Linked DNA regions of Homo sapiens: region 2 is linked to region 1. The links are chromatin loops, found by intact Hi-C in ENCODE. Cell type or tissue: heart left ventricle. All regions are shown on one strand. Links, peaks and the distances in the headings refer to the core of each region. The heading gives the core; the rest is flanking DNA.

Region 1 (2,909 bases), core at 318-2,817:
CACTCGACCTGTAGAGTTTTGTGCATTTTGGATTTTGCTGATTGTATAACCCCATGGTGAGGTTTAACATGTTCCTCTGGAACAGGAATTAAAAGAAATTAAAGAACGTGTAAGCAGAAACTCAGTTGTATGTAAGAAAACCCAATTTCCCCTGAGAAAAAGAAGGAGCTGAAGTCCTTTAAAAATTAACTGCCTGTTTTTCTGTGGCTAGTGAGCCTTATCTCTCCTCCTTTCCCAGGCACTGTGAAGATCCTGTTTCCCTAGCTGTGCAGCTGCAAGGTCACTAGACAGATAAACTCAAGTTGTAAAAAATGTTTTTCCTTGAAAAGTAAAAAATGATGTAATATATGTCTCAATTAATTGAATAACCGTCTTTGTTTCTCACTTCTGTAATATGCTTCCCCCTGCACAGATCTCCCCCACCCCACCAAATGCTTAAAAGGTAACTTAACTCTTTGTTCAGGGCTCAGTCCTTTGGATGTTAATCCACCTGGGCTGGTGCACCTAAATAATAAAGATCCTCCTCAATCCCATCAGTCTCTCTGATTCCTTATCAATCCTGCTAACCCTCTAACCTTATTTCCTGTAAATTAGACTTATAGGCCTAATCAAATTCAGGTTTAACCTTTTGGCAAGAACACTTTACAGATGGTACTGTGTACTCTTATTAGATCACTTCAGAAGACGCATGTTTGGTTTGTGATTACTTTGTAAAAACAGTGTAGTAGGTACTCACTAAAGGAAATTTAGAAAATAATAAGCTTAAGGCTGGGCGTGGTGCCTCATGCTTGTAATCCTAGCACTTTGGGAGGCTGAGGTGGGTGGATCACCTGAGCTCAGGAGTTCTAGATCATCCTGGACAACATGGTGAAACCCCGTCTCTACTAAAAATACAAAAATTAGCCAGGCGTGGTGTCCCATGCCTGTGGTGCCAGCTACTTGGAGGCTAAGGCAGAAGGATCACTTGAACCCTGGAGGTGGAGGTTGCAGAGTGAGCCAAGATCACACCACTGCACTCCAGCCTAGGTGACAGAGGAAGACTCTGTCTCAATAAAAAGAAAATAAGGCCAGGCACGGGGGCTCACGCTTGTAATCCCAGCACTTCGGGAGGCCAAGGCCGGCAGATCACGAGGTCAGGATTTCGAGACCAGCCTGGCCAACATGGTGAAACCCCATCTCTACTAAAAATACAAAAACTAACTGGGCATGGTGGCAGGCGCCTGTAATCCCAGGTACTCAGGAGGCTGAGGCAGGAGAATCGCTTGAACCTGGGAGGCGCAGGTTGCAGTGAGCCAAGATTGCCCCACTGCACTCCAGCTTGGGTGACAGAGCTAGACTCCATCTCAAAATAATAATAATAAGCTGCACTCCAGCCTGGGTGACAGAGCTAGACTCTGTCTCAAAATAATAATAATAATAAGCTTAAAAAATAAAAACTTTAGAAAATACATCACCCCAGTTCCCATCCCTACCTGTCTATCCACAAAACCAAGGCATTCCTGAGAGTAATTCATTTATTATACTAATATAACAAGTGTTTATTAAGTATCTACTACTATATTCAAGTACTATTCTAGGAGATAGAAATACAGCAGTTTACAAAATAAAACCTGCTCTCACATTCTAGTGTGGTAGACAGTTGATGCAGAATTAAAGAATATATGGGAATAAGTGTATTAAAGAGAAAAAATAAGCAGGGTAAGGGGAAACAGGTAGTGTAATATGTATAGGGGGTAGGTGTACATGGGGGGAGTCAGGAAAGGTTTCACTGAGGTGAGACTAGAGGACAGCTTAATAATGTAAAGAAACACGCTATGCAACAATTAGGGGAAGAGCATTCCAGGAAAGAGGGAGCAGAGAAGGCAAACCCTGAGCAGGACCATGCCTGTGTATGCAGGACATCAGATAGGTCAAGGTGCTAAAATGTAATAATCCAGGAGGATATTGTAGGGAAAGAGCATCAGAGAGGTAGCTGGTAACTTTTGGTAGGAACCTGCCAGCTATTTTAAATCTTTAGCTTTATTCTGGTCTTTTTAATTTTCTTTTTTTGAGACAGAGTCTCACTCTGTCACCCAGGCTGGAGTGCAGTGGCACAATCTCAGCTCTCTGTAACCTCTGCCTCCTGGGTTCAAGTGATTCTCCTGCCTCAGCCTCCCGAGTAGCTGGGACTAAAGGCATGCACCACCATGCCTTGGCCTCCCAAAGTACTGGGATTACAGGAGTGAGCCACCATGCCCGGCCATCTTTTTAATTTTTAATGTTAATTAATTTTTATAGAGACAGGATCTCACTATGTTGCCCATGCTGGTCTTGAATGACTGGCCTCAAGCAGTCTTCCTGCTTTGGCTTCCCAAAGTGCTGGGATTACAAGTGTGAGCTACTATGTCCAGTGAAACTTTTTTTGGGGGGAGATGGAGTCTCACTCACTCTGCTGCTCAGGCTGGAGTGCAGTGGTGTGGTCTTGGCTCACTGCAACCTCTGCCTCTCGGATTGAAGTGATTCTTGTGCCTCAGCCTTCCAAGTAGCTGGGACTACAGGCGCATGCTGCCATGCCTGGCTAATTTTTTTGTATTTTTGGTAGGGAAGGGGTTGCACCATGTTGCCCAGGCTGTTCTTGAAGTCCTGACCTCAAATGATCCACCTGCCTCAGCTGGGATTACAGGTATGAGCCACTACACTTAGCCCTAAATGTGAACTTTTGAAATGGATTTTTTGGGTAAAGTCCAGGCAGGACATCAAAGAACAAGTATCCTGGTAGTGCGACAAGAATGTGGTTCTTTTCATTAAATATTTAACTTTTTAGAAAAGGATCACAAGGGCCAGGTGCGGTGGCTCACACTGTAATCCCAGCACTTTGGGAGTCTGAGGCAGGTGGATCACCTGAGGTCAGGAGTTTGAGACCAGCCTAG
Region 2 (2,909 bases), core at 410-2,909, 140 kb before region 1:
GCCTGCCAGGAACTTGCCCAATGAAGGATCAGAGGCCCCAAACCCCACTGACCTACCTACCCACCATCAGCCTCTCCAGGCCTCCCGACCTCATACCCCCATGGGGCACTGCCTGCCCTACCCCCAGCCCCCAGCCCTTCTCCCATGAGCCTTTGCCATCTCCTGGCTCCTTTTCCAGATCAGGTCGCAGCCAGTTCCCCGCTCGGTACTGGTGCTCAACATTCCTGATATCTTGGATGGCCCGGAGCTGCATGACGTCCTGGAGATCCACTTCCAGAAGCCCACCCGCGGGGGCGGGGAGGTAGAGGCCCTGACAGTCGTACCCCAAGGACAGCAGGGCCTAGCAGTCTTCACCTCTGAGTCAGGCTAGGGGCCTCCCCTTCTCATCCTCCCCACCCCCCCGCCAAGGTTCTCACACTGGCCTGGGCTTGGGTGCCCATATAGGAGGTCTGTATGTTCACCAACAGTGCGGAGGGGTCACACATTGCAAAACACTGCCCAGAACAGTAAAAAGAGCCTGCATGCCATGATGTTCTTCCTCATTTCACTCATGAAAGGAAACGTGATTTGGGCATGGAAAGAGGCAGGGGGCAGGAAGCAGCCCAGATCTTCTGCTGGCAGCACTAGCCTTCCAGGAGCTCACCTTCCCTCCACTCTCAGAGGCAACAAGCAGGACCCAGGGTTTGGCTTTTTATTGACACAAACACACAAAGGCAGCTGTGGTAATGGGGTGGTGGGGTACACAAAAGCAGAAATCGCACTTCACACATTTAGGCCTCATTTAGACAATGAGGAGGCTGAGCCTGTCCCTCCACCTCCCATTGCAATGGTTGGGGCAATAACCCTCCCTAATCCTAGCTCAGTGAGTAGAGGGAGTGACCTCCCTACCCAGGAAGTCCCCATTTTGGTTGCAATGGCCCAGGTCCTGACCATCCCACTCTGTACTTCCCTGCTCCATCTCCCCACCCATGTAAACAGAGTTTTGGGCTGAGTTTGATAAGCTGCCTCTCTGCTTTGAGAAGGCAGTAGGGCCTCCCCTAACTGCAAGGGGAATGTGCTTGGATTTTTACTTTGGTCCCAGTACAAGAAACAGACAGCACTGCCTTTCAGAGCTCTGGCTAGTAAATGCCACACATATCTGCAAGGCTGAGGAAGCTTCCCCGCCTTTCTCCTCAACCACCATAGAGACGGGACATGGCACAGACCACGATGAGGGCACCTGTTTTTGCCCTGCCTCCCCAGGAGGCTTGGGGCTGCCCCACCCAATGGCACATACACAGATTTTTGGCAGTGTTGTGGGACTGGGGAGGAGAGAAACCCCAGCTCCACCAGAACAAGGAAGGCACTGGGGAGTACAGGGGAGGAGAAGGAGGTGGGAAACAGGATCCTCCCTCCCCGCCGCCACACACACACAAGCACAGGTTTTCGTTGCTAAGGCACTGAGAACAAATCCAGAGAACTCAGTGAAGGGTGGGGGCTCTGTATCCTTCCCAGAGTTGTGACCTAGGGGAGTAGGTCTGATTCCCGCCCTGTTGGAAGAGGCAGCCTTGGTTAAGAATGGCAGAAAACCTGGAGATGGAAGAAGCCCAATTGTGCTTAAGAAGTTGGGGACAGAGGACGAGATTGGGAACTGGTCAAGCCCAGAGGCGGGCACTGGTCAGCCCAGGCTGAAGGGACACTAGGGAGAGACAGGTACATGCTGGACTCACAGAGATTGGCCCCATATCCTGAGCTGACGTTTCAATTCTTTGGGGAGGTGGCGGGGCAGGGACGGGAGGAAAGATGAGGCAGAGGTGAAAGCACATGGAACACAACAGGGGGGACTGGCTAACCTTGGCACAAAAGCAGCACAGCAGGCCCGGGGAAAGGGTGGGGGCAGGAAGCAGCCGGCCTCCCTCTGACCCTCCCTGTCGCCTTGGCAGGGCCCAGACATCCAAATGGTCACTTCCCAACCTCTTCAGAGGTCAGGAAGCGGGGAGGGGCAGGGGAGAGCGGTCATCACCACAGAGACCTTCGGGGGAGGGAGGGCAGAGCATTATGACAGAGGCTGAAATGCAAGTCTGGTGGCCAACAGAACGTAGCTTCCCAACTTCTCCCTTCGCTGGTCTCTAGGGTCTCACAGCCACTTGCCCTAGTTCTCCTTCTCTGGCCCTGGAACCAGGAGGACCTTGCCCACATTCTTCTTCTCCTGCATCTGTTTCATGGCATCAGCCACCTGGGGAGGAAGGAAAGATGCGGCTCCCAGTGCTATCCAACCCTCATCCAACAAGAGCCAGTGTGATGCAGGCAGCCCTCCTCTTCCCCAGGAATCTGCCCCTTGGGACCCCAGCCTTCATGAGTCCTACCCAAGCCCTCCCTGCAAAGTCCTCACATTCACCTTCTCGAAGGGCCAGACTGAGTCAATGTGGGGCTTGATGTGGCCCTGGTTGTACAGAGCCAGGAGGCGGGCCACCACACCACTGACCAGCTCCACCTCACCATCCAGGTAGCCCAGGTGGAAGCCACACACAGCCCGGTTGGCCTGCAGCAGCTGCAGAGCTGTCACGCTGAACTGATTCCACCATGTCCGGGCCAGGGCCATCAGGTTCCGTTTGGGGCCCGTCAGCAGGTTGGCCATTCCTGAAGGACAAGGTGACATAGCCTGTGAACCCCCCCAGGCACATCCCTGTGTGTCTGCATCTGTGCTCTCTGTTCCCTGTGATCCCCTTGCAATTCTCCACACCAGTGCCAGGGAGTGATTGGATAATTCTCAAACTGCTGGTTACCAGGCCCAAACCAACCCTGGCTGACTTTAAATTGCTCTAGGGGCTGGGTGCTATGGCTCACATCCATAATCCCAGCACTCTGGGAAGCCAAGGTGGGGGGATCACTTGAGGTCAGGAGTTCGAGACCAGCCTGCCCAAAATGGT

The links. Hi-C counts contacts between places; a loop is a spot of excess contacts. Peaks named below come from ENCODE experiments on the same cell type or tissue, not always from the same donor. Only the 100,000 strongest peaks of a DNase experiment are listed, where the experiment ranks them.
Region 2: a loop joins it to region 1, with 2.2 times the contacts of the local background. A loop is called at or near these places in 10 of 110 quality-filtered maps.

What each region holds. Positions count from the first base shown.
Region 1 is chr17:43,153,139-43,156,047 of GRCh38, forward strand. NBR2 (neighbor of BRCA1 lncRNA 2) reads left to right here. Exons shown (of 8, transcript NR_138145.1): 8 at 464-533. All of the region lies in intron 1 of LOC101929767 (a long non-coding RNA gene), which reads right to left. It also overlaps a transcript of BRCA1 not described here. Among named protein-coding and RNA genes, the nearest start is that of NBR1, 17 kb to the right of the region's middle. In heart left ventricle, for the core only: no CTCF peak of the experiment used is centred there; no DNase peak of the experiment used is centred there.
Region 2 is chr17:43,013,930-43,016,838 of GRCh38, forward strand. IFI35 (interferon induced protein 35) reads left to right here. Exons shown (of 7, transcript NM_001330230.2): 7 at 179-527. The coding sequence ends at 370. It overlaps VAT1 (vesicle amine transport 1), which reads right to left. Exons shown (of 6, transcript NM_006373.4): 5 at 2,378-2,619; 6 at 678-2,215. The coding sequence ends at 2,132. Among named protein-coding and RNA genes, the nearest start is that of VAT1, 7.0 kb to the right of the region's middle. In heart left ventricle, for the core only: no CTCF peak of the experiment used is centred there; a DNase peak (open chromatin) is centred at 1,902; H3K4me3 peaks cover 334 bases; H3K27ac peaks cover 2,241 bases.